Regions from separate parts of the Homo sapiens genome. Here all the other regions are linked to region 2. The links are chromatin loops, found by intact Hi-C in ENCODE. Cell type or tissue: OCI-LY7. All regions are shown on one strand.

The links. A loop is a pair of places that touch in the nucleus more often than their neighbours do. Peaks named below come from ENCODE experiments on the same cell type or tissue, not always from the same donor. Only the 100,000 strongest peaks of a DNase experiment are listed, where the experiment ranks them.
Region 1: it touches region 2 in a loop (10-fold over the local background); 2 of 110 quality-filtered maps call a loop at or near these places.
Region 3: it touches region 2 in a loop (8-fold over the local background); 20 of 110 quality-filtered maps call a loop at or near these places.
Region 4: it touches region 2 in a loop (10-fold over the local background); 13 of 110 quality-filtered maps call a loop at or near these places.
Region 5: a loop joins it to region 2, with 4 times the contacts of the local background. A loop is called at or near these places in 3 of 110 quality-filtered maps.
Region 6: it touches region 2 in a loop (13-fold over the local background); 63 of 110 quality-filtered maps call a loop at or near these places.
Region 7: a loop joins it to region 2, with 4 times the contacts of the local background. A loop is called at or near these places in 10 of 110 quality-filtered maps.

Annotation. Positions count from the first base shown.
Region 1 is chr4:120,808,012-120,812,011 of GRCh38, forward strand. PRDM5 (PR/SET domain 5) reads right to left here. Exons shown (of 16, transcript NM_018699.4): 8 at 3,359-3,438. It also overlaps the pseudogene RNU6-550P. Among named protein-coding and RNA genes, the nearest start is that of PRDM5, 110 kb to the right of the region's middle. In OCI-LY7, a CTCF peak has its summit at 1,684 (motif pointing left); no DNase peak of the experiment used is centred here.
Region 2 is chr4:120,716,675-120,720,674 of GRCh38, forward strand. The region is part of intron 14 of PRDM5 (PR/SET domain 5); the gene reads right to left. Among named protein-coding and RNA genes, the nearest start is that of PRDM5, 200 kb to the right of the region's middle. RefSeq lists an enhancer at 3,750-3,799. In OCI-LY7, a CTCF peak has its summit at 2,498 (motif pointing right); DNase peaks (open chromatin) are centred at 2,507 and 3,897; H3K4me3 peaks cover 1,028 bases; H3K27ac peaks cover 1,398 bases.
Region 3 is chr4:120,153,883-120,157,882 of GRCh38, forward strand. All of the region lies in intron 3 of MAD2L1-DT (MAD2L1 divergent transcript), which reads left to right. Among named protein-coding and RNA genes, the nearest start is that of MAD2L1-DT, 89 kb to the left of the region's middle. In OCI-LY7, CTCF peaks have their summits at 2,446 (motif pointing right) and 2,648; a DNase peak (open chromatin) is centred at 2,429.
Region 4 is chr4:120,976,166-120,980,165 of GRCh38, forward strand. No RefSeq gene overlaps it. Among named protein-coding and RNA genes, the nearest start is that of PRDM5, 55 kb to the left of the region's middle. In OCI-LY7, CTCF peaks have their summits at 1,615 and 1,817; a DNase peak (open chromatin) is centred at 1,606.
Region 5 is chr4:120,770,133-120,774,132 of GRCh38, forward strand. The region is part of intron 13 of PRDM5 (PR/SET domain 5); the gene reads right to left. Among named protein-coding and RNA genes, the nearest start is that of PRDM5, 150 kb to the right of the region's middle. In OCI-LY7, a CTCF peak has its summit at 2,021; a DNase peak (open chromatin) is centred at 3,709; H3K4me3 peaks cover 282 bases; H3K27ac peaks cover 1,734 bases.
Region 6 is chr4:121,094,858-121,098,857 of GRCh38, forward strand. No RefSeq gene overlaps it. Among named protein-coding and RNA genes, the nearest start is that of NDNF, 24 kb to the left of the region's middle. In OCI-LY7, a CTCF peak has its summit at 1,969 (motif pointing left); a DNase peak (open chromatin) is centred at 1,984.
Region 7 is chr4:121,048,113-121,052,112 of GRCh38, forward strand. All of the region lies in intron 1 of NDNF (neuron derived neurotrophic factor), which reads right to left. Among named protein-coding and RNA genes, the nearest start is that of NDNF-AS1, 21 kb to the right of the region's middle. In OCI-LY7, CTCF peaks have their summits at 2,363 (motif pointing left) and 2,570; no DNase peak of the experiment used is centred here.

The sequences.
Region 1 (4,000 bases), 91 kb after region 2:
AGGAGAGAAGCTGCAGACCTTTGCAGTGAGTGTTACAGCTCATAAAGGCAGTGTGGACCCAAAGAGTGAGCAGCAGCAAGACTTATTGCAAAGAGCAAAAGAACAAAGCTTCCACAGTGTGGAAGGGGACCTGAGCGGGTTGCCACTGCTGGCTGGGGCAGCCTGCTTTTATTCTCTTATCTGGCCCTACCCACATCCTGCTGATTGGTCCATTTTACAGAGAGCTGATTGGTCCGTTTTGACAGGGTGCTGATTGGTGCATTCACAATCCCTGAGCTAGAGACAACAGTTCTCCACCTCCCCACTAGATTAGCTAGATACAGAGTGTGGACACAAAAGTTCTCCACGTCCCCATTAGCTAGATACAGAGTGTTGATTGGTGCATTCACAAACCCTGAGCTAGACACAGGGTGCTGATTGGTGTGTTTATAAACCTTGAACTAGATACAGAGTACCAATTGGTGTATTTACAATCCCTTAGCTAGACATAAAGGTTCTCCAAGTCCCCACCAGACTCAGGAGCCCAGCTGGCTTCACCCAGTGGATCCTACACTGGGGTCACAGGTGGAGCTGCCTGCCAGTCCCGCGCTGTGTGCCCACACTCCTCAGCCCTTGGGTGGTCGATGGGACCAGGCACCATGGAGCAGGGGGAGGCACTCCTCCTGAGAGGCTCGGGCTGCACAGGAGCCCACGGCAATGGGGAGGCTCAGGCACGGTGGGCTGCAGGTCCCGTGCCCTCCCCTACAGGGAGGTAGCTAAGGCCCTGTGAGAAATTGAGCACAGCAGCTGCTGGCCCAGGTGCTAAGTCCCTCACTGCCCAGGGTTTGCGGGCTGGCCGGCTGCTTCAAGTGAGGGGCCCACCTAGCCCACGCCCACCTGGAACTCACGCTGGCCCGCAAGCGCCGCAGGCAGCCCCGGTTCCCGCCTGGCCCTCTCCCTCCACACCTCCTGGCAAGCTGAGGGAGCCGGCTCCGGCCTTGTCCAGCCCAGAAGGGGGCTCCCACAGTGCAGCAGTGGGCTGAAAGGCTCCTCAAGCATGGCCAGAGCGGGCGCCAAGGGCCGAGGAGGCATCAAGATGGAGCGAAGGCTGCGAGGGCTGCCAGCACACTGTCACCTCTCATTATCGCAAGGACAAAAAGCCAAACACTGCATGTTCTCACTCATAGGTGGGAACTGAAAAATGAGAACACTTGGACACAGGGTGGGGAACATCACACACCAGGGCCTGTCGTGGGGTGAGGGGAGGGGGGAGGGATAGCATTAGGAGATATACCTAATGTAAATGACAAGTCAATGGGTGCAGCACAACAACATGGCCCATGTATACCTATGTAACAAACCTGCACGTTGTGCACATGTTCCCTAGAACTTAAAGTATAATAAAAAAATACTTTTAAAAAAAACAAAAAAATGCTTAATAAAAAGATCATATTTAAAGTGAAAATGACAAGTAATACTATTTAATTATGCCAAATGCTAAATAAAGTATATTTTTATGAGATTTTATAAAATTTACAGTGTACCAAATTAATTTGGAGGGTAATATTTTAAAATTTGAACTCCCAAATTATTTTCAAGAAGAATCATAATATACCTTATCATTATAGGAGATAATAAATAGTAATTTAAGATACTAGACTATAGTATAATTTGGCATTGTCATATAGCATCATCTACTGGCAAGGTGAAATACTGCAACCTAACTCTATTAGACATTAGACATTCTCAACTATAGGAAAAGTTCCAATTGGAGTCAATAAAAGTTGACTATGGATTCGGAAAGGCTGAATAGTGAAGGACTATGGCTGAAATGGAGGAAGGGCTGCATTGAGCTAGCAACTTATTAACATTCTGCAAAGACCACTCAGGAGGCATGAGTTATAGTTTCTGTATTCCATTACCATCACATAGGAGTGTCTGATGCCTGATGATCTGTCACTGTCTCCCATCACCCCCAGATGGGACTGTCTAGCTACAAGAGAACAGGCTCAGGGCTCTCACTGATTCTATATTATGGTGAGTTTTATAAATATTTCATTATACATTTTAATGTAATAATAATAGAAATAAAGTACACAATAAATGTAATGTGCTTGAATCATCCTAAAACCTCCTCCCCCACCCCCTGGTCCTTGGAAAACTTGTCTTCCAGGAAAACGGTCCCTAGTACCAAGAAGGTTGGGAACCATTGCTCTATTTGGTAAAATAGCTTAAATTTCAACCTCTAAGATTTAAATGGGTCAGAAAAATAAATCATAGAATTATAAAAGAGGATGCTTAGAAGAGATCTATTCCAGTAGACTTAATTGTTTTGTCTCTGCAGAAGATGAACTGCTTCAGCCATAAGGGTTCTGCTTCAGAAGCCATAAGGGTGAGGGGGAAGGAGGAAAAAAGACCTATAAAAGGGTCCTCTGGATTGGCATTCTGCATAAAATTTTTCCTTTAAAAGTAATCTCAGTGCTCATTTTAGCAGCACCGAAATTGGAATGTAACAAAGAAGATTAGCATGGCCTCTGCACAAGGAGGACACACAAATTCATAAAGCATTCCATATCTCTAAACAATCTAATAAGACTGCCACTTGAAAACTGAAAACCAAAAAAAAAAAGTAGTTTCATGGTACATAGAGAACAAACAAACAAGAGAATACTGATCAATTCAGTGTCCCATTTTATAAATGGGAGAAGAAAGGCCTAATGTTACATGGAAGGTTAGTGATAGAAAAAGAAACCCACTACCCTGATTCCTGGTCTGGTGCTTGTCCTATTATTTCTCCTTAAGTATCAAAATCACTAAACATACAAGATATAACCTCAGACATATCAACACAATAATTTAGCTGCCTCACATGTTATAAGTTAAACCCACAGCACATGGTTGGAGCTACTGGATTAAAAATCATATAAATTTTAAGTCCTGTCAAATTACTTTGTAATACATCTATATATAAACAGAAACAAAAATTCATTTTACAAACCATAACAAAAGTAAAATTTTATTTTCACGAATACCATCTCCTTCTCTTTTGTAAAGAAAATATCTCATGCTCATAGCTATGCTAAAAGAAACAATATGTGAAATTAACAATGATCATTTACATCTTTGTTATAATAATAAAATATAGTATGAATATATTGGACCTTGTCATAACAAGAGCAAAAATTAAAACTCCATTAATTCTATTTTATTACAAATTATATTAAATAGTTGCTAATGTTGTTAGAGTTAATAATTGCCATTGATTTTTCAGATTATCTTTTCACATCAAAATAACTTGGTAACTTTTATACTTACTATAAAACATATTAAAATTATTAAAGATAGATATTAAACTGTGATGAATTTTTATCTTACTGACCTTTCTATGTTCCTGTAGGCTTGATGCTGAAGAACACTTTTTATTGCACACTGAACATATAAGCTTTTTCTTAGGATCTCCTAAAATAGAAATAAAATACCATGATGATTTAAATGAGACTATTAAGAGGAAAAACAAATAGTGTTTCGAGGTGATATGTAAGTTCATCTTCATAATTTAGAATTCTAAACAATTCAGTGTTGTAGATATATTCATTAAACTTAAAGAGTAAGTTATATTTTAAATCTTTTTAATTATTTTTAATTAGAGAAAAGACATACAAATTAATTAACATGTATATAGGGGAGCCTTCAGAATAAAGACCCAAGCTCCCAAGAGAATGCAGAAGCTTATATACCTTTTCATAATTTTTATTATTATGGGTACATAATAGGTGTTATGTATTTTTCGGGTACATGTGATGTTTCAATATAGGCATGCAATGTGTAATAATCACATCAGGGTAATTGGGGTACCTATCACCTCAAGCATCTATCATTTGTGTTAGAAACATTCCAATTCTATTCTTTTATTTTTAAATATACAATAAGTTATGTTGACTATAGTCACCCTGTTGTGCTATCAAATAATAGATCGTATTCATTATAACTATATTTTTACACCTATTAACTATCCCATTTT
Region 2 (4,000 bases):
GCTCCTTGAAGGAACTTCTAATGCCTACCATGGAAAAGGATTCCAATTTATAGTGAATGTCATCAAAGCAAGTCTTAGAGAATTCTTGCTCTAGTAAATGGCTCTTATACTAGAGGCAGAGCCAAGAGGTCATAGGCCACTCACCTCTAAAGTTAAGAGAACCAAATAAACCAAAATAGAAGAAAATAAACGCATTTTCTTTCTCAGAGAGTAAACCCTCACATAGACCCTCCCTTACTAATTTCTTTTCATTACCCCTAATAAGCCATGCCAAAGAAATACCAATCAGAACATGGTCAACACAGTTAGAAGAACAGGCTGAGTGGTACAGGGGATAAGATTGGAGAGGCACTGACTTCTGTTCCTGCTCCTTTCTTTGAACATTGTGAAAAAAAAAAAAAAAAACTTCATTGCCTCTAGAGCCTTCCTGAGTGGAATATGTAGTATAAATTATACACTTTAACTCATTAGCTGAATTTCAGTAGAGAAAGAATGATTAGGTTCTTGATTAATTCTGTTTCTGAATGATTACATAGTTTAACTGACAAATAGCTTGTCCTTTGTCATCACAACTTGGGAATCATTACTAAATGGAGGCAATGTATTTGTCAGTTAAACTGTGTAATCTATTAGAGGCAGAATTAATCAGGAGTCTCATCAGTCTAGCTTTAATCAAACAATACTTGGCAGATTTCATTCAAAAGGTAGGATTTACACAGCTCTATGTGCTGCACCTTGTAATCTAGGTAATAAAAAGTCGTATTTTGTGTAGTTAATGCCCACCTATATAAAAGAACAGTATCTTCAAATGTTACATTTTTTTGATAAGATAAACTGAATTAATAAATCTCAACATCATCTGAGAGGGTTCTACAGAAACAAAGTTAAATTTTAGATATACTTTGGAGGACTCTGAACATGAAGTCTTTAGAAATAGAAATTGATTAGAAGCTTTCTTTTAGTTGAGCTAAGAATTCCTGACTAAAAGATTAGAGGTATGACCCCATCAGACAGGCTACCAAGGATAAGGATGGGTCAACCTCGGATCCCTGGATGGATCCATCCCAGAATGGATCACAGGTGGATGATCCACATACAGTAGGTACATAATCCAAAGATTTCCTGTGGTTGCTGTCTATGGTTTACATTAGACCACAATCAAATAAAATGGAAAATAAAATCAGTGAGCTCTTTCTCTTATAGTCAGAGGCCAAGGTAAAGGTGTCACAAAATCATAGAATGATGCTTAATAGTTCTCTTTCATGACCGTGATAGCTGACTCTACTGAAATTGAGAAAGGGAAACTTGTAGGCAATGAAAGAAAACAGGAAGACTAGTGAGCATGGCGAGGACTGTCAGAGCCTGTGGTCTTCTGAACATATATAATCATGAGTTTGCTTAGGAGAAGGTTCAACTTGCGAGTGAAACACTAGCTCCTCTGTGGTTATATCTTCTGTGAATGCACTAGGGATACACCTTTTCTCTATTTGTCTTGCTCAAAGCTGTAATAAAGCCACAGTGTATGCACTTAATGAAATAATTTCCATGTGACCAACCTGGATTTCATATAAAATTTAGAGAAGCTTATCAAAGAGGAATCAGATGTGGAAGACAGTCTTTGTCTCTCTCTCACACACACAGAAAGACATTTTAGGACTTAAAGGGTACGCATACCTTTTGTTCCAAATTAATTTTGTTTGGCTACTTTTTCTAGATTAGATTATTTTATAGCCATTAATGTTTACTCTATTAAAACTCACAAAAATGACATATTTCATCAGATAATTATTTCCTATTTCTAAATTTAAAAGAAAATCTAAAAAATTCATAAGGGACTCTCACTAAGGAGAGACCTTGAGAACACCACATCATCAATTTACACTTAGACCTTTCTGCAAAAGTGGAACATTTTAATGCCTTTAATTGTATATCATTGATTTTAGAGAAGTTTGCCTTAACAAAAATGTTAAAAACAAAGGTTCAGCTGAAAGCAAAATAGTGTTTTATTTAAAAAAATCCATGAGGCACAGATTTGGTGTGAATTTCTTAAATATGAAATTTCTACATAAACTAAATTTTATAAATTCCTAGTTTCCCATCTTCTCAGCTGCTACCATAGTGGCTGATCTGTCAGACACATTACAAACTGTGGCATAGATGACACTGACTTGTAAACAAAAAAGGCTTGTGTTATATTTTTAAAAGATGTGGGGCAGGTTCACTTAACCCTCAAACTTTCTCTTCTGCAAAATGTCTCACTAATTTCCACTGTGGAATATGGAGCCTCAACTGTGAGGAAGATTACAGACAGTCAGTTGTTGACTTACTTTCTAGCCTGTACTAAGAAACTATTTGCCAAACTTTCCTTAGACAAGGCACAGAGTACTTAAACTCCCCACTCTGGTCCAGAGCAAGGTTTCTGGATCTCAGCAAAAGGGCCAGATAATTCTTTGGTGTGAGGACTGTCCTGTGCACCCACTAGATGTCAGTAGTACACCCTTCCCCACTCCATCTTCCACCCAGTTGTGACAACCCAAAATATCTCCCGACATTGCCAAACGTCCCCTGGGGGGCAAACCACAGAAACACTATAGACAGTGCTTCTCAAACTATCTGTAATTAAAGACTTTTTCCCAGTCTGTTGCAGAGTGATGCTTTTATAAAATATATTAAAAACGAATTACTAGAAAAATTATCATGTACTTGAATGTCACAGCAATGCCAAAATGCTGTAAGAGTTCTAAACACTTCTTCACGGTTTCTTTATTTATCATAGACCAGAAATAAAGAGTTTGTGGGCTGCCACTGGTCTGCGAGCCACACTTTTGAAAAGCACTGGTCTAGAATGAAAATATCTTTGATCTTAGGATGCCCATAATTCAATTTTATCATAATCTAGATGAACAAATTCTACAATAGACCTTATATAAAGATGTCTACGTCATAATTACACTTACACCTTGAATTAGATATAATTTTAATTTTACATATAAAAATTCAAGTTTTATGGCTAGGGTAGTGAGGAAGTTATAAATGGAAAAAAAAATTAATACTTGTTGAACTGGGCTGGGGCTACTTGGGGATTCATTATCCTATTCTCTGCTTCTGTAGATTTCACATTTTTCTCCTAAAAAGTTAAATTTGTTTTTCTAAAAGCTGCTTTCATGCTATTCTAAAACTTAAAAATATCGCCATTATCCTTCTGCATCAGGGGTTTTGTCTTTCTCTATCTAGGGGAACTATTTTTGATATCAGGAAGATGGATCATGTAAACATTGAACCATCTCAGAAGTCAGAAACTGTCTTGTATGCCTGCTTTGAGACAACCCAGCGCTCCAGGGACTGGCCTCACTGTGAGCCACAAAAACGCAGACTGGTGAGCAGTAGATTCCCAAAACCTGGCCCTTCTCTCCCCAACCCCAGCATAGCCAAGCTGTTCACATGTGTCTGGAGTAAAGGGCTTCTTGTACTCTTATATGATAGGGTATGTGTATAACTGGGCCAACATCTGTACTTCATATGGCAATCCCACAACAGATCCTCCAAGAATAAAAGAGAGCTACAGACAGGGGCCTGTGGTGGTCCTGACCACTGATCAGAGGTCAGACTGATGTGTGCTCCTCACCATGGCAGAGGCTGTGAAACCCATGCTGTGATTTTCGGAGTCCTCCACTTTTCTAGGAGTCAGGTAAGATTAGTAATCTTCGTTTAGCATGATGGGCTTTGAGACCAAAAGATGACTACTTGCTTCTATAAACCAAATTCGCAACAGAATCGTGGGTGAAATTTAGAGGAGGGTTTGCAAGTGTGGCCCCATGGGTTTCTATTACACACAGCTGAGGGAACAGAGCTACAGCCCACAGTACGGCATGCCATATATCTAACAGTTCCTCTTAATGGGCCCCTTTCTGAAAGTGCATGTGCCACCAGCTGCATACAATCAAAATGCATTGAGTTTCCCTCTAACAAGCAGCCTTGCTTAGAAAACTTCTTTTACAGA
Region 3 (4,000 bases), 560 kb before region 2:
ATTTAGAGTATTTTATATATTTAAAATAATAATTAATTTAAATCAACAGTAATAAACTCATTATATGTTAACATGAGTGCATAATTTCATCAAAATTAAACATTTTCTTAGTCTGGGCACAATGGCTCACACCTGTAATCACAGCATTTTTGAGAGGCTGAGGCAGGGCAGATCACTTGAGGTCAGGAGTTAGAGACCAATCTGGCCAACATGGTGAAACCCGTCTCTACTAAAAATACAAAAATTTAGTCAGGTGTGGTGACGGGTGCCTGTAATCCCAGCTACTCAAGAGGCTGAGGCAGGAGAATCACTTGAACCTGGGAGGTGGAGGTTGCAGCGAGCCAAGATCATACCACTGCACTCCAGCCTGGGTGACAGATTGAGACCCTGTCTCAAAAAAATCATAAATAAATAAATACATTTTCTTAAAATACTTGTGAGGAAAGTGGCACTTTTTTTTTTCAACTCTCTTCAGTATTTTGCTTAACAGAATATAGCTGGATCCTCGTACCTATTTCTGTATCCAGTTCATCACATAGCCTTTGGAAAAACTCCACTATGTATTTGTGAAAGAAGGAAAATGTAAAAAGAAAATAACTTCTGAATATTATGATGAATATGGTTTTGAGTTTGCAGACCCCCTGAAAATATCTCAGGCACCCCCTGGAAAAAATGTAAATTAGATAAAATGTAAACGTGATAAGACATATTGGTGGTAGGTGTTTTAAGGCAGTTTAGTCTCTACTCTGACAGTATGTGCCCTCTTGGGCTTATCCATATAGGCAAATGCTTTATATTTTCCTTTGAAATCATCTGTTTTTTGGTTCATTGTTTCAGCTTTAGTTTGTTATGAAAATAGACACATGGTTGATAGGTTCCGTGCATTAGAGAATCAGGCCCTTGGAACACACCTTAAGAACAACTCACATAGAGGTTAAGAGCTTAGGCTTTGATGCCCACTGCCTGTTTGTGTAGATCAGCTTCTCCACGCCTAGTTCTGTAATATTGGGCAGGTTATTACACTTCTTATGCTACGGTGTTTCCTTCTCCAAAATGGAATTAACAATAATATATCTCGAGCTGTGTTTTGAGGGTTAAATAAATTAATACATGATTTGCAATTATAACAGTTCTTAGCACTAGCAATAGTCAATTTTATGGCAGGGTCAATACATTTTTTTCTATCTGGGGCTCCTCTCTCTATCCCTAGAATTCAGTGTCTTATCCAAATTAATATTTATTTGTCTTAAAGATAGAAAAGTAGGGAATATCTTTTATGTTGATCAAGTCAACATTTAGACAGTGTTAATCCTTTGATATTTAGTTATCAAATAATTCAGATATAGCTAAGTTATCCACAGGGATTTCAATATGTACCTGAAAGAAGTAAGAGCAAGCAGCTCTAAACATTTTTATTAACCTACAAAGTGTTATTCATTCCATTCATTTGCATCGATTTTCCTTTTTTTTCAGCAATCTGTCATGCTTAATTTAGTCCTTCCTTTCTCACTAGGTTAAGAAAATATAAATGAGTCTAGAATTCATTCATTCATTCATTCGTTCATTCATCATGTACCTGTTGTGAAATGCCAAGCCTTCTGCTAAGCTCTGTTGTGCAATCTTAAAATCTTGTGGCAAAAGACACATATTAAACCAATGAGCAACAAAACAAGCGTATAAATTAAAAATGTGAGAAGATTTTGAAATGGTCTTTCTTTTGCTTTTTTATGCTTTCAATATGATCTTTATGACATATCAAATGTTTAAGCTTTTATTAAAATTGAATATTTTACCTTCACTTTGTTATATGTTAAATAATTGATAAGAAATGATTGGGCAGAAAGGGAAACCATGAAAAGAGCATTAGTTGATCTAGCTTCTGGTTTCAACTTTGACACTAACTAACAATATGATTTGAATAAGACATGAACACTTTAGTCTCATTTTTCTCAATTGCAAAAGTAGGCAGTCGTCTGAAATCTCTCCCAGAGCTATTATATTTGTTATTTTAGGAATAAGTATATCTTTACAGCAATTTTCACATGTTGTTTGAATGAGGTAGATTGTAGCATTTTAATTTCACAATTGTAATTACTTTTTTCAACCTATCAACCTATGGGATTACAAGCATCTTGAAGTTGGCTTCTGAATCGTCTTCATTTTTGTGTACCCAGAATGCTCAGTGCAAATTTTGTTGAATGTTGAATGTAGTTTTAAACTGTATTTGTGATGGCAAATAGTCCTAAAAGACTTTTCATTAAGTTTCCTGGGATGACCAACGGAAACAAGTCTGAACCTATGTTTCTGAGTACATTGAAAAGAATAGCAAGTGTTTCATAAAGGTTAAGTTTTAAGGAACAAGGGCTATGCTTGGTTGGACTTTTCACATGTGAAACTGCGTTCACAAGTCTTTAATTTTATCTGTGTCCAGCAGATGGCACTAGTGCCTCAAATAAAACTCCAGTTTGAAGAAAATGTAAGGTAACGCATACCTTAAAACTAAGCAGATGTCATGAAAATCCAAGAGAATATCACACAAATATTCAGATCTGTATAGTTAAATGAAACATGAAATTGTTGAATAAGTATTTATCTTTTAAAAAATTCTCTGAATTTTATGTTTGTAATTCATCGCAATTATTCTAGAAAAGTAAAAGACTACATAGGGGGAGAAAACAAACACAAACGGGAAATATTCCAGAAGAAAAAGTTCCTCCAAGGTCAGGACATGCTCCAAGATGCTTTTTGGCTATATCTTCTCTGCAAAATTTATGAAAAATAATCACAAAAAGCAATAAAAAGTATTCAATTTCTCCTTTTTCTAAGCTGTCTCTTGTCTTTGTTATATTTTAGTACCCTACCAATTGTATACAATTATGAAAGAGACATGCGTGAGATACTGTTGAAAATTATAGAAGAAAAGCAAGAATAAAGCAATACTTCTAAAACTTAACTTGAGAAAATTATTGTTGTTCAGAAAGACTTTTTGGCATTGAAAGCCTTGATTCATAATAACATCCTCCTTCTTGAATATTGTTATTTTCCTTTTCCCAATCAAGTAATCAACAGTTTTCCTTTTCTTTTAAAATATGAAATGAACAAATGTTTACTCATAATATCTTAAAATGTCATTTTTTTATTAGTAAAAATCTTTACTTCATTTCTTATTATATGCAATTAGGCTATATTAGTTTTTAACTATTTGTAACTTTTAAATTTGATATGTTCACCCTTTCTTTTAATCTATTTTTTCAAACCTAATAAATATTATTAGCTGATTGAAATTAACAACTCATTTAAAAGAAACAGAATTTTATAATATCCTGTTTCTTCCTCAGAGTAGTTTGATAGTATTAACGTAATAACTATTCTCACTTTATTCAATAAGATCAAAGTAAAGATTTGGGGGAAGCATAGAAACAACATTTATTTGCCTTAACTGGATCTTTAATACAGCACCTCTACTTAAGAAATTTAAGAAATACTCTGAGAAGCTATTTATATAGAGAGATTTTATCATTCAATCATGCTTTTGGTGAAATAATTATTAAAGATTATTAAGGATTAATAAGGATTAATATGTAAAAACATAAGGCTTTAATTTGTTGATTTTTTAATTCTGTAATTTAATTATGATGTTCAAAGAAAGGAATAGAACCATCTAGTCTCAAAAGTGGGAGGAGCCTATCATGACTTCCCTATCTCCTTTTCTTCTCACCCTCTCTAACTCAGTGACTTATCCAGTTTTACTTCATGTCTGTTGTCAGTATCTTGAGCAAATAAAAAATAGAGGGAATAAAAATCAAGAATGTGTGCCTTAGGAGAGGACAAGGTACCATACAATCTCATATTGAAAATTAAATAAAAATATATCAAGTTATAAAATCAAAAAAAAGAGAAAAAAAACAAAACAAAACAACAACAAAAAGTATGCTGTGAGTTTATGTGGTCACCAATGTAGAACATGCAGTTACAGACTCTAGATTTCTTTAATTATTTC
Region 4 (4,000 bases), 260 kb after region 2:
CATTAATTTTGCTCTCCATTTTAAGAATAAGAGTATTTTTCCCACCACAAATTTGAGTTTAAGTACTTAAACTTTTGGATTTAAAATAAATTTTTAGTGAATATCCCAGAAATGGAAAACATACACTTAAAATCCGAAAGGAGTGTTCTAACCATTATTATATGTAAAACTCGCTTTCCACCTGATACTGTTCTTATGCCCAAGCCTTCTTCTGTTTATCCCTCACTTGGATCTGTATATGACAGATATCAGAACAGAAATAAAATGATTATAAATCTAGATTATGCTGAAATGAGCAATCCCCTTTATTATACTTATGGGACAGCATAATGTACCTAACAGAAAAATTACGTGAAAGTTGAAATGGGCAAAAGAGATTATTGGGTGTTCTTTCAGTGCAGCAGTGGGCTTGATATTTGTTTGTTTGGAGCACATTACAACTCTGTAGGAGCGAAGGTTAACTTACAGATTTTGTATATTAGAGATGTGGATAGTTTTTATCTAGTAGAGTGGATAACCCCAAAGCTAATCACCTTGTAAGACATTAACCAGTTTAATATCTAATCTAACAATTTTATCCTAATGTTAAAAAAATTACAAATAGATGAATACATAGACAGATAGATGACGGATAGAGAGAGAGATGATAGATACATAAATAGATTATATACAGATACATATCATAAGTATTCTTTGAATCAATAACATTTTACTGGTTCTTCATTTATTAGTGAGTTAAATAGTATGTTTATGTATGATCATTATATATTTGCCCAGTAGTCACGATTTTAAACTTTGGCAATTATAACTGATATATCATAAATTATAAGTTTAAAATAATAATAATGAACACAAATAGTAAAGCTATCAATGCATAAGTTTAACATTAAAACATTATGGAATAGTAGAGGCCTCAAGAAACTCCTATTCCATTTTTTTCTAATTTTAGTATCCTAAACACTATCTCCTTAACACTTCTTAAACTAGATTTCACTGAAGTCACTGAAGCCCAAACTACCATCATCTCTTTGCAATACCATCATATCCTCCTAACGGGTCTCCTAACTTCCATTTATGTCTCTGTCTTGTCTGTTTTGTACATAGAAGCCAGAATGCTCTTTTAAAAGACATTTACCTTGTTATGGCACTCCCAGTTTAAAACCCTTCAGTGGTTATCTATGGCCCAAAACATAAAATCAAAATACTTTAACTCCCATTTTCAAGGTCCTGCATGATTCAGGTTACATTTCACAAACCATTTCTCTGGTTATTGCCTCTTCATTCTCTAGGTGAGGGGGTCAGCAAACTTTCTAATAAATATCTCAGGCTCTTTAAGCCATTCAATCTCTTTTGCGATTACTTACTCTGCCATTGTACCACAAAAGAAAATCTTTAGCTACCCTCTGCTCTAGGACACATGGGCCTTCTTTCACCACCTTCAATTTGTTCAACATTTTTCCTGCCCCAGGATCTTTGCTCACACTGCTCCTCACCTCCACCTGGAGTGCTTTCTTTCTCCCAACTTACTTTGCAATCTGAGCAGCTTGCTCATACTCTTAAGACATGGGCCTGCTTCTCACATTTATGTACTTTACTCCCCCTACAGGCATCTGAGTGTGTAGCCTTTGTGAGAAGCTTACATCTGGAAGGTTCTAGGTGAAGTCCTGTCCTTCTTCCTCCTCAGAGACAACAGTACTTCCCCAAAGTCCTGGGGCAGATCTAACGTGAAGAATGTTCTGGTACCAGGCTGAGCAGAACAGAGCTTTGCAATGACTGAGTATCTCAGGATTTCCAAAGGAGAGATAGCTTTGGGCTAGGAAACTGGAGCTAATTTGCTTAGCTTCTGCAAACCTTTCACAGCGAGGATGATCAAACTAGTGCAACCAAAGGTTTTCGTTTGTTTGTTTTCTCTTTTAAAAAACTGTCCTTAAATTAATTAATGGCGTTTGCAGTGACCTGGATGGAGTTGGAGACTATTATTCTAAGTGAAGTAACCCAGGAATGGAAAACCAAACATCGTATATTCTCACTGATATGTGGGAGCTAAGCTATGAGGATGCAAAGGCATAAGAATGATACAATGGACATTGGAGACTTGCGGGGAAGGGTGGGAGGGGGAGAGAGATAAAAGATTACAAATAGGATGCAGTGTATACTGCTTGGATGATGGGTGCACCAAAATCTCACAAATCACCACTACTCATGTAACCAAATACCACCAGTACCCTGATAACTTATGGGAAAAAAAAAAAAAAAAACTGTCCTTAGTGTTAAAAAAAAAAAATGCACCACATCTCCTTTTCTACAGATACAGCTGGTAGAAGATCCTATTCTGTGGAAACCCTTTTGAGAAAATCAAAGTTAAAACAAACAAACAAAATCCTTTCCAGAATTGAAGGTTTTTTTTTTTTTGTTTTTTGTTTTTTTTCTCTGAGACAGAGTCTCTCTCTGTCACCCAGGCTGGAGTGCAGTGGCGTGATCTCGGCTCACCGCAACCTCTGCCTCCCAGGTTCAAGCGATTCTCCTGCCTCAGCCTCCCGAGTAGCTGGGACTACAGACATGTGCCACCATGCCCGGCTAATTTTTTTTTTGTATTTTTAGTAGAGACAGGGTTTCGCCATGTTGGCCAGGCTGGTCTCGAACTCCTGACCTCGTGATCCACCCACCTTGGCCTCCCGAAGTGTTAGGATTACAGGCGTGAGCCATCGCGCCTGGCCCCAGAATTGAATTCTTAAATCATTTCAAAATTTATCTATTTTGATGTGAATTTTCTAGTTCTCTGCTCTTCTTTCACATAAGGTGCTATCCAAAAGGCAACCATAAAAGTAAATGCTAGTTACTTGATACTAAAATCTGGTCCCTCTAGAGAAATTATAGCTTCTGGCATCCATACTTAAAGCACAATGCTAGTTTTTACATGTTCATTGTTAGCATCCAAATTCTAGCCATTTCTTAGAAATACACAAGAATGAAATACTGTTTTGACTTTTATGCAGAACATGAAACTGTCCTGAAAAGTACTGCAGCAAAGACTCTAGCCTATTTCTTAGAGTAGTAACAATGGACTTGCCCTGGAAGGTCAAGTTTCTTTCTATGGTAGTCCATGAGAGGTTGAAGATTTACCTCAGAGGGCTCGGTGCTGAAGGTTTGATAAATTGGAGCAAAAGCCTAGGGTCATGTATTCTTCACTAGAAAAGGAAAGTGATGCTGCTATAGAAACCAGGAGGACATTAAGGAGGAGGAAAGTAAGTGAGGAGAGCAGTTGGTGTTAACAAAAGACTTCAGGGACTGATGTCCATGTGATTGACATGTTAAAGCCCCTCAAATAACAAAGCTTTCTCCATTTCTCCCACCATTCTTAGATGGAGTGCTGCGCTTCTGAGACACCTCTTTTGGAGGTCTATTTTTCTTCTAAGTTTGATATTATTGCTCATTGTTTTTAATCAAATTTAACTTATAATATTTCAGAGGTAAAGGAGTAAAGATATTTTATAAATTTTCCTAGATGCCCTTTGAAGTAGGTCTCCCAGTTCAATGCTGTCCACGATCCACTCACTCCTACCTATAATCCATTAGGAAATGGACTCATTAATGTCTTTAACCTGAGTGGTCCCAGATTAGACAACTGTTCCATTTTTAGCCTATTGTTTCTATTCCTATTCCAAACCTGTGATACTACCAATCTTTTGCTACCTTTATGTGTGAGGTGAGATTTGATTTTGGCATGCTTTGGGATTAATAGGTGTATTGAATCCCCACACCCCAATAGCAAATTTCTAGTTCTGTTACAGCGCACAGCAGAATACCACATGTGGCAGGTCCTCAGGGTATCATTCTTAATTCAATTTCATTGTTTTATCTTGAAATATTAGTGTTTTGCATATTCATTACTTCAACAATCCTTCCTACATCCTGAGCTCTGGGGTTTCATTTACAGGATGACCATGAGTTCCTTTTCCCCCTCTGCTTTGTGAGTTGGAAACTAGAGTAAATTCAGAAA
Region 5 (4,000 bases), 53 kb after region 2:
AGTGATTCTCCCACCTCAGCCTCCCAAGTAGCTGGGATTACAGGCACCCATCACCAAGGCTAATTTTTGTATTTTTAGTAGAGACGGGGTTTCGCCATGTTGGCCAGGCTGGTCTCAAACTCCTGACCTCAGGTGATCTGCCCACCTCAACCTCCCAAAGTGCTGAGATTACAGGCGTGAGCCACCGCACCCGACCCCTATTTATTTTTAAATATGAAAATTTCAAACATGAGGAAATGTTGGAAGAATAGTACAGTGGACACTGTATAAACTCACTTAGGTTTAATATTTATTAACATTTCACCAAATTTGCTTTCTCCTTCTCATTTCTCTTTTTTTTTTTTTTAATGGGAGAAAAGGCAAACAAATTTATTTGATCATAGTTTTACGTGACATGGGAGCCTTCAGAATGAAGATCCACAGATGCAGGGGAAACAGTTCAATTGTATGCTTAGGTTCAAGAAAGTATGGACAGCTGTTTTAAAATATGATTGGACAAAAAGGTTGTGTCCAGCCTGGACAGAGCAAGACTATGTCTCAGAAAAAAAAATTAGATAATTTCTCTTTTTTAACATGTATTTTTATATGCACTTCTTCCTGGTCCATTTGAGAATAAGATGCAGAGAAGTTTCACACCTAAGTATTTTAGCACAAATCTTATAATAACAGTTACCTGCACAATCATGATATACACACTAAATATTTGTATTATTCAAGAGAAATTATTATAAAAATTAGAAAACAGAAAATCATAAAGAAAATTAAAACCAAACATATTTATAACATATAGAAATAAAAGCAGTTAATAATTTAGTAGATAACTTTTCAATTATTTAAATACAAATGCTTTATTCTTACAAAAATATATCCTTCTGTTTTTGTAACATCTTTCTCATTTCTTTTCATGTTATTTAGTATATATCCATATCACTTTTGTTACCTATATAATATTCCAATTTATGGATATACCATGAATTATGAGTTCTTTTAATGTTAAATATGTAGGATCTTTTCCAATTTTTTGCCATTATAAACAGTTTTTCAAGGGACATAACAATGTTCTTTTTATAAAACAAACATTATTGCCCGCAACCTCTCTTCAGACTTAGGAATCAAGCATACTTTGGATTTATGCCTAATAAATAAGGCAGTGTAAATATTAAAAGCCTAGGATAAGTTTTATATGGCAAGGAGAACAATTTATTAAGCGTATTTTGGAGGTTACTATGATTTAATTTCAAGGAAAAAATTGGTGGGACATACACAGTTCAGAATTTTAAATACCACCAAAAATATTTTTTCAACTGAGTTATCATTTAAACATGTATTAAAAAGAATGCTTAGCCTTCTTTTAAAAAAAGTCTTAGTTAATCAGAAACATAGCCATCTAAAATGCATTTTCCCCAAATTAATATATTAAGAAAATTCCATGATTTTAAGTATGCCAAACACCATGATATTAATTCCTTATCAATAGTCAACCAAGATTATATCTACGAAACTAAGTTATGAAAATTTCAACACGTTCAACAATTTAAGATCTTGATAAAGCTGGAAGAAATAAAAGGGAAAGGTATTGAACATGAAAATTCTCAATATGATGTCCTGTAAATAAACGTAAGAAGAAAAGTAGAAAATAATATAGGAGGTTATGTCATTCAGTAAAGGCTTGCCACGGTATATTAATAAACACAATTCATTTAACTTTGGAAAAGTACTCTTAACAAGGAGTGATATTATAGAAGAATTTTAGAAATTATACTTATGACAATGAACTGGCCATCTACTATGAACTAGCACTGAGTATTTTACATACATGATTTCATTTATTCTTCACAAAAATGTACAATGTAAAATGGGACTTAGAGACATGAAGAAATTAGCTCAAAAGTATATGACTAGCTAGTGGCAGGGGGCTAGGGTTTGAACTCAAGCCAGCTGTCCCAAAGCCCCTGCTCTTTCCATTATGCAAGACTGACTCCTATGGCAGAGGAGGGTATAACAGGAAACACCCTGAGACCTGTTTCTACTAATCACGGCAACTCTCTAGGCGGGAAAAGTTATTTAATCTCATGAGAACTCAGAGTCCCCTGAACCCTGACTACAAAATTTCAAATATCAGCAAAAACCTTACTGATAGGATGATCTTTTATCAAATTTCTATCTTTTGCTATCTGCAGGCAAGTTTTGGAGTTGAGTTCTAGACTATATCTACAAGTAAGCCCAAATTTAGAAAGCCTTAATGTTTTCCTATTTACAGTCATAAACATAATATCAGCCCAACAGTGAACAGTTCCTATGCAAAAGTAGAGTCAAAGCTGGCAGACCTACTCATCAACTGACTTTTGCAGCAAAGGCAATGCCAATGGACATTAACGTTGCAGCGGCGGCAGCAGCAGTGGCAAAAGCTTGAAAATTTACTATGAAGAATGCTGCAGCAATAGTTGGAAGCAATACCAGTCTGAGAAATCAAGACGGAAATGGCCCCAGTTAAACAGAATGGCCTCTGTCAGCCGGGCTCTTATTTACATGAGCCAACACATATTTCACATGAATTGCTTTTCCCTAGGTATTTATCATTGGCCAGGGGGCCCTTCAAGAGTATTTGTTCCCTAAATATGGCCTGAGTACTCCTGGGAATCACCAAGACTCTTTACAACGTCTGCAAGGTCAAAACTACTTTCATAATATTACTATTACATTATTTGTCTTTTTCACCATGTTGACATTTACACTAATGGTATAAAAGTAATGGTGAGTAAAACTGGTAACTGCTAGTGACTTCAATTTGTAATACTAGTCACTGTAGCCTTCACAGCCACAAAATCATGGTACATATAAATGGCAGTTTCACTTGAGAACATCTGTGATAAAGTAAAACATATTAATTTTATTAAGTTCTAACCTTTGTGTATAATCTTTTTAATATTTGGAAATTAAGCTGAAAGCACTTGTAACGCATGCTGATGTATGAAAGTTGTCTCAAGGAAAAGCACTTGTGTGATTGAGTTGCAAGCTGACCTGGCAGTTTTTTTCATGAAACATCATTTTTATATGAAACAAAATGACTGACAGACAAATTATGGTTATTAAACATTTTGTGAACATTTGTTCTTTGCATATAAAAGAAGTGAGCCTGTCATTGAAAAAAATAAAGAAAAAAGGAAATGATAGGAATTGTTAGGAAATATAGGAATTATAGCAGTCAAACAAAATTTAGAATGCTCCCAAGTGCTTGAAGGCTTCTGAATATTTAGGCTATTTAATGAGATCAGCTATGATATTAACATATCATCCCCTGAATAAGATAAAACGTTCTTCCTCTAAGTAAAGTAAACATAAAAGATCTGCATAACTTAGTGAGCCAATATTTTCCAAGTTACCTGTAACATGATGATGTTACAGAATCACGCATGGGTAAAAGATCATTCGAAGTGCAACACAGTCCAACTGATTTTACTGTCACAGAATAGGCAAAGCTCACTGAGATAATTTTAGGTTCCACACAACAATAAGCCTTTAAAAACACTAGCCCTTTTTGAGTTTTAGTGTAGTAATAATGTCCAAGGTAATATCATCCACTGTAATAACACCCAAAATTATTTAACAACTATTAAAATACTTTCCCCTTCTAACTACATATCTGTGAGGCCAGATTTTCTTCAAATTCTGCAATCAAAAGAACATATTGCAGCAGGATGAGTGAAGAAACAGATACGAGAATCCAGCTGTCTCCTCTTAAACCACAGACTTTCAGAAATGTAAAACAACTTCTCTTTTCACACTAAATGATTTCTAGTTTAGCAAATGCAGGTATTTTCTATAAAAATATGTATGCTAACATGTAATGGGTAATATTGTTACTTTTAGTAAATTAACAAGTAAACATTTTTAAATTTTCTAATATGGTAAACAGCTTTAATTTCTAATATGGCAAATAGTTATAGATATAACCCACATAAATAAAAGCTTTCCAGAATCCTCGATTATTTTTAAGAAT
Region 6 (4,000 bases), 380 kb after region 2:
AAGTGAAGGTGTGCAGAAAATGGTGAGTAGATAAGATTTGAATGAAATGGAAGATATGTAAAATAATAGCCAATAAATCTCAAAATATAAGTTGGAGCTTTATTGAGGAAAGCCATGCATATCAGGCCAAAGAGTTTGGCCTTGTTTTCAGCAGGCAGAAAGAAGTTACAGAAGAATTTTTTATAATGTTTAAAAAATGGAGCATTTGGGAATCAAATTAGAAAGGTTTGACAGCACACAAATATAAAGGCACGGAAAACCTTGACTGCTCCAAAAGTATACTCGGCATTCGATAAATATTGATTAATAAATATAGGGCTAGTTGGATGGGTGAACAAAGAAACACACAGACAGTCATTCTAACACTGGAATCAAGGGTTTACGTAGTCTTGCATTGACTACTTAATTATGTGAGCAGGCTGACTTCAGTTGCACCTCTGCTGTTTATGTCAAACATCAACAACATGTTCTCATTTATATAACAAACTGGTTCACAGTCCTTTAGTAGGCCAATTTAGTTGTCTAGCTTTACGACGGGAAAATGAACTTCTAGACTTGTCAAAGTACACAATTTTCTAAATACAATTTACAAAGCGTGAACTGCCTTTGTATTTCTACATAATATAATATTAAATCAAAACAACGTTTGAAACTTCATTTTTTTTGAATGATTTAAAGGAGGAATAGAAAATTGTTATGTTAGTTTTTGAAAACCTTCCTTTACTTGCTAACTTTTACTAAGTTAATATACTTAGGAAATAATACTAAGGAAATATGTAAAAAAACAAACCATTTACTCTCAAAACTTTATAAAAAGATTTTTTTTTGTCAATTGTGAGAGCTTAGAAAAAACTTTAAGAAAGTATTACTGCTATTCCAATTTAATTTTAAAATGTCCCACAGCTTTTATAGAGAAAAAAGAACTACAGTATTTTCAATGGCATCATGATGACTCAGCCTTGCTTTATGAAATACATACTCTTTGATATTTCCAATTATTACCTCAAAGAGCTTGCAGAGGGGGCTGATTGATTTCCCTTTATCAGTTGTTGAAAGTGTACACTTGTGGGGCAATGTGTGGAAGAAGCTTGTCATTAAGTTGGAGGTTTGAAGCCTCCAACTAAAATGCTTTTATATTGCATTAAAATTTTGCTTCCTCAGAATTGTATTTCTTAAAGATAATGTTAATAATTAATTCCAAAGCCATATTTAATTATAAAGCATAATATGCCATAAGAGGTTGAGTAAATACTTTCAAAAATATTAGTCATAAACATCATAGTAAGAAAACAAAAAATTGCTCAAGTACTGCCTTAAGTATACTAAAATAATGGCAAACCATGACAAATTTAAGTTAATAAAGATATTTTTATATTCAGGTCAGCAACTGCAAATAAGAATGGAATGTAATTTGCAAATTTACTATGCCATTTGCATTAGCAAATATTAAAATATGCACTTTAAATACAGTTGTGTAGACTGGGCAAGAATGTGTGAATACACAATGATACTGTTTCTTTGAGAACTTTAAGACACTCACATCTAATCTATGTGTGTGTATTTTTCCACACTTGAGGGTTTTATAATCTTTTTGTTAGGCACTTTATGTTTAGGGTTTTTATTTAACCCTCTACAAATTTTTTATTTCTGACTCATGAAGCAAGTTCCCAGGATTCTGATTTTAAGGCATGTTTTTTAACTAAGATATTTTCTTTGTTGTCATTAAACCTATGAAACATATAGAAAATAAACTTAGAGAATTCAGCACTGAGACATCTTAAGTCTTTACAGAGATGCAACAATTTTCACAATATAAGCCTCCTAATGACATGGATTTTAAATGCTGTCATTTATATAAAAATAAAAAAATTAGGAAAGTAATAAAGGAATTGTCTATCAGTTTTTATGATGTAACTTTCACTGGGTAAGTTTTAGAAATAGTTTTTTAAAGCCATCACCCTCGTTCTTTTGAAACAATACTTCCATCTAGTGGACATTTTACTTAGGAAAAAACCTTTGATTTCAAATGTCAGTTTTTTCTTGTTATGAAATCAGCACTAAAGGAAAATAACAGGGACAATAGCAGAGATAATTTGTTCAAAATATTAAGCTCGCAAGGAACAAAATAGAAATCAAATGATTAAATTGTAAAACAAACCAAAGTATCTGCCTATATAAGACTTTCCTATGTTTAATACACTAAAAATTTGGTAAAAAATTGGCTAATTTATTGTAGAGAGCCAAACTAGATAACACAGGCCCTGGAGTAACTGTAACCAGAACCAAACTAAAACTTGGATTTTTTTTTTTAAGATCTGGTATAGAAGCTTTGAAACATACAGGCCAATAGAGATCATTCATTCATATATCAATTTTGGCAGCAACATTAACTGGGCTTCCATTACGTACTAGTCACTTTCTAACACCTGGCGGTACTGAAAATTGCTTCATTCACATAGTTCAAGAGGCTACCTATTAGTATCGGTAGTCTAAAATGAACTGTTGGAGGAATTTAAAGAAACCTTGGCCTCTGATGATACCTCTAACTTGAAACACAGTAGCAAAACAGCCAATCAGTTCAGATGCTTCGTTCAAATATTAACCATCCGGATCATTCCAAAATGTTAGCATGGTTGGATATTTTTAATTGATTGTGCTGAGTGTTAGTTTTAACTGCATTATCTCTAAAAGCAGGTTGAAGGCCTGCAGTATAAACTTCTGAAAACATGGAATCACAGTTCTTGTGATTGTTATCATGCTTTTCATGAACTTAAAACCAAAACCTCTACAAATGGTTCTTTAAAGTAGATTTAGAATTGATTTTATTTTATAAAAAGACCAATTTATTGATTGGATCATTATTTACATTTATTTTGGTTTAAAATTAAAATGACTAAACTGAGTGAACCTTTAACAATGTGAAATCGGTTTGCAGATGCAAGGGTGTTGGGGTTGAGGAAGGATGTTTCTGAGTCTCTTTTACCCATTACATTCCTGGACAATGGATGGCTCAACCCAGAGCAAACAAACTGGCTACCAGGGCAGTCTAAGGTTAAATGGAATCTCTTTACCTCTTTTGCACACTCTGAGGCTTCCTAATTCTAGGGCTTCCTAATGTTTTTTCCTGGATTTAGACATGTGAGCTAGTATTCCTCCATTGATTCCCATATATCTTTCTGGTGACAAAATGCCACTTTGTAATTATAAAACAGTAGTTTAGTGATATGGTCCTAGAATGTCTTCTCTGTAGGCTTAAAAAGTTAATCATCCTTGCTCTTTCACTGGGATGGAGAGAGTCTTACCAAATGTCGTTGTTATCATTTCAGTACTTTTTCTTATATGGGCCGCAAAATAATTCAGATATGAATAATCTTTAACCTCTAAAAACATATTCTCACTAATAGAAGTTATAACACAGATCTAAAGGTAAATCTGGTAGAATAGACCTTTTTGAGAATGAAATATTAAAAAGGTTAACAAACTGGGGAATGGTGTTGTGATCTATGTAAGCAATTGAAGTAAAACTCTTAAGAACCATTAGAGGAAAAAGTAGGAACAAAGCCCCAGTGTGAGATAATGGGGTGAAGGAAGCAGCTTGAGATGAGATTAAGTCTTGTGGTTGAAATATGTGGCCATTTGGAAGTATTACTAATGGCTAGCATTTACTATCCTCTTACGACGTGTCAGGCACTACACAATGCCTCAGACACTACACTAGTTGCTTTATTGTCTCATTCATTTTCACAACAGTGTGTGCAGCAGAAATTATTATTGATCCATTTAAGAGATGAAGAAACTGAACCAAGTTCACACAGAAATAGAAGCAGAAATGGTCACTTGCTGTCTAACTTCAAACCCCAGGCTCATTCTACTTCTACAGCAAAACTACTTTTTAACCCTACGATGAAATGCTGATACTTAGAACAGATGAAAAAATGCTTCATGGAAAGTAGTTGAAACTGTGAATTACTCTACATGGAAAAGGCTTTTCTGCTCATAG
Region 7 (4,000 bases), 330 kb after region 2:
AGAAATACCATAGACATGCCACATGCAATTCTACAAGTTTATTTCTCTTTGTAGTACCATCCCCAAAACTTGCCTTGTGAGAACAGACGAGGCCAAATAAAGAAGAAAATCTCTTTAGAAATAGCTAGAATTTCGCTTTCTGTACTTGTTAGAAATTTAGCAAACATGCTATCAGAGCACTTGAAAGCGAGATACACAGGCATATTTGCCTCAGAGCCACTCAAGGCTTACCTCCTTAGGCCCCATGTTTGCCCACAAAGCTGCCAACCACGGTGCCACAGTATGACTTAGCAGGACAAGCTGCCTAAGGACCCAGGGTATCTGGGATATTTAGGTCAGCCCGAGTTGGAAAAATAGTGTCGATTGATAGGAACTTTCCCTGCATCCTCAACTGCCCTAGGAAAGAACTCTCTATTAAATCAGATACTTATAAAAAATGAATTCTGGCTGGGCGCAGTGGCTCACGCCCGTAATCCCAGCACTTTGGGAGGCCAAGGCAGGTGGATCACGAGGTCAGGAGTTTGAGACCAGCCTGGCCAACATGGCAAAACCCCGTCTCTACTAAAAATACAAAAATTAGCTGCGTGTGGTGGTGGGCGCCTGTAATCCCAGCTACTTGGGAGGCTGATGCAGGAGAATCGCTTGAACCCAGGCAGCGGAGGTTGTAGTGAGCCAAGATCACGCCACTGCACTCCAGCATGGGCGACAGAGCCTCCGTCTCAAAAAAAGAAAAAAAAATCTGAGATAAAAACAATATTAATAAATTTTGTTGTATACATGCCACATGCCAGGCATTCTTCTAAGTTCTTTATATATATTATTTCATCTAATGCTAGCAACAACACTATAATGTAGGCACTATTCTTTTTTCTCATTTTAAAAATGATCAAAGTGAGACTTAGATAAGTAAGGTCATACAGTAAATACTATCTGATGTAAAAAATATGAACTATTTATTATAGGTGGCTTAAAATATGGTAAATCTGATTATTATATATTCTCCAGTTCAGCTACTTAACAAATTAATATTAGTAAACAAATTCAAGTTATAGGATTATGCAGAGTAAGTGTTGGGAGGCAATTCTCCATGGGTCTCTGTGTTTGCTTTTGCAAGTACTTGGGAGCAGAAGTACTGACTGCTTTTGTTCCACATTATCTTTTCAAGGATATTTGTATAGTGAGCAGTCTTGGCAGATAAAGCCTCTGGAGCAAAGAGCAGGCATGGCTACCACCGATTATAGAAGATTTTAGGTCCCTAAATTCAGGGATCCTCTCTTGTAATAAAATCCAAACATGGCCCAGTGCCCGCTGGCCCTCTTTGCATCATCCTGTGGGAAGTGGGGGTCAGGGAGCCAGTGGAAGAAAATAATGATACTCTGCCTGAGTAATACGTCACTCTGAGTAATAAAGTCCTTTGTCTCTGACCCAGGAGTATCTTGCCTTCTTCTAGCATCCATGAAACTATGACAGACTAATTTATTAGCTTGCAAGTGGGCTAAAATCTCAAGTCTTTCATAGTCTTTGACACTAAGCTTCTATTTATTAAACTATTTTACTGGTTTACCTACTTTATTGGCTCAGGTAGATATTTTTATTTAGACAATCACCAATAGATAATGGACTGAAACTTTATCTTTTGCTTTATCAAAAACATCATATTTCCCAAACTAAAATTCCATCAGGCCACATTTTTTGTTTCTGAAACAGTTTTAACCATCTCAATTGCTATGCCAATTATGGGCAAAACATACTTTTCAAAAAAGTTTTAAAAATTTGTATGGACCCCAAACACAGGAATTTATACTCTGTCAGATTCTGGTTCTACAAATATTATCTAATAACATGCAACTACTGTTGGGGAAAAACTTAAATATTAGGGAGCACTGATGGCTTGTTCAATTTGGTCAGGTTACAGGCAGAAGTTAAAATGTATTTACAAGGAGCATTGAATATAGCTAATCAAAAAATGACTGTGTAGATACATTGTATATATTTTTACAACTTATATTGACTGATAAAAAATTGAAGCTTTACATAAATATTATTTAAATGGTGGTTTTAAGATTTTACACATTTTTCCCTAACAATAAAATGTTCTGTCTCAGATATACAATTTAAGAATTAGTCATTGAGAATAAACAAATGAAAATTCATTCTTGTTAAGCATAAGCCTTAAATTGCTTTATAAGAACAGACTTTTTTTCTAAGATTACAAAAGTGCCCTCTAATGGCATAACTTTTCCTCTCATTTCTTTTTGTTACTTCTAGGTAGGCAGAGCTTATCTAGATTTAAACTTTACATTAAATAACATCAATCAGAGTTTCACTTTAAGCACTTTCTTTTTTCATGGCCATCTGGTGGATGATGTAGGAAATGTGTTTGCACAGCAACAAATCTTGCTATCTTTCTACAATTGAGGCTTTAGTTCAAACATAAGCTGAAAGTTGCTAGGATAATTCCAAATATTTTTATTTTGCTTGGCAGATCAACTTGGTTGCACAGTATCCACAACCCAAAAGAACTTGGTAGTGTTACTCTGATACTGAAAAAATTGACTTTGTTTCAATTGAAAAGTTCTAATGAATAAAAGATATAGATGCAATCTATAATTCTGCTATTTTTGTGTTGTCAAAGGCCTTCTTCACATTTGGCACAAGTCCTCAGATCCTGCTAAAACTGAGGTGAGAAAATAAAAATGACCTAATGATTTGATACAACTCAATCTTTAGAAAATAGATTATTGGTGATATGAGATTTTTCTTTGGAATGCCAATATCCTACAGGGGAAATAAAATTGTCCAAAGGTTAACCATATAGTCTATACTTACAAAGGTAGAGATGGGTTTGGATAATCCAAAGTAAATAACTAGTTTATATGGTGTATGAATATATACACACACATATTTTTAGATCAAAAATGTGGAAACATTATGAGTTCAATCAGCTGATATTGGAGTTAAGGCAAATAAGTAGTAGTCCCCAAAGAGGAAACTTTTAAATATAAAAATGGAACATCTGCTGCCCACTTTCTTGCGAGCAGGTAAATACTATACAACCCAAGAGATATGGAGAAGGGATTCTTTCTAATGTTTTAGGACTATGGTGATGGGAACTTGCTTCTCCCCTTCATTTCCTCCAGTTTTAAAGAAAATGTCAGTGAATAGATTTAAAGCGTTTTTATTGTTCTGCAAGGAGTAGGGAGTGGAGCACATGATGGATAATTGAACATGTACAGACAATTCTAAGCCTTTCTTTAGCATTAATTTAAACTTCATATTCTATGGAACTTTTAGATAAAATAAACTGTCCAACTGACCTGGCATATCTTTTTCCCACAAACCTGTGGAAATGCTTGTAAATTATAAAATGGTCAATGGTAAGCAAAGTAAAAATTTAAAGGGAGTTTGAGTAATTCATTGTATCAATTAAATACCCAGAATTACCTCTATCATCACAAAAAAGCACAACATACCCTACAAAAATTCAACTTGCCCCAGAATGTCTATAGCAGTTCTACTGCTGTCATTTTGCAAAATTTATCTGCAATTACATAAGATCAACTAGTCAATTTACCCATCTGGGTTAAACCACTGGTTCAGTTAGTTAACATTTATTCTTTGAAATTGTATGAACAGTGATAAGAAATAAATCTGGCTAATTTTTTTTCCTTAAAAATCCACTAAATGGTTTTACCACATAAAACAATTAAGACTTTTAAGAGCAGACTCTTATTTCAACCACTAGAAAGCTTGTCTTTAATAGTTATAGACTGCTATTTGGCTATATTATCTGAGCAATTCAAACAATTGCAAATCTGGTAGATAGAAAGTTCTTTTGGGCTTTCATGTAAAGGTCCAAGGCTCTCAAAATAGAAGACGTGATATAAATTAATGCACTGTGACCTTTCTCATCACTGTAGCTTCCTCAGAACAGCAGCCAACAGCTTTACCTACCTGTGATAATATGATCAAAACAAATTCCTCCATCCCTCTATCACCA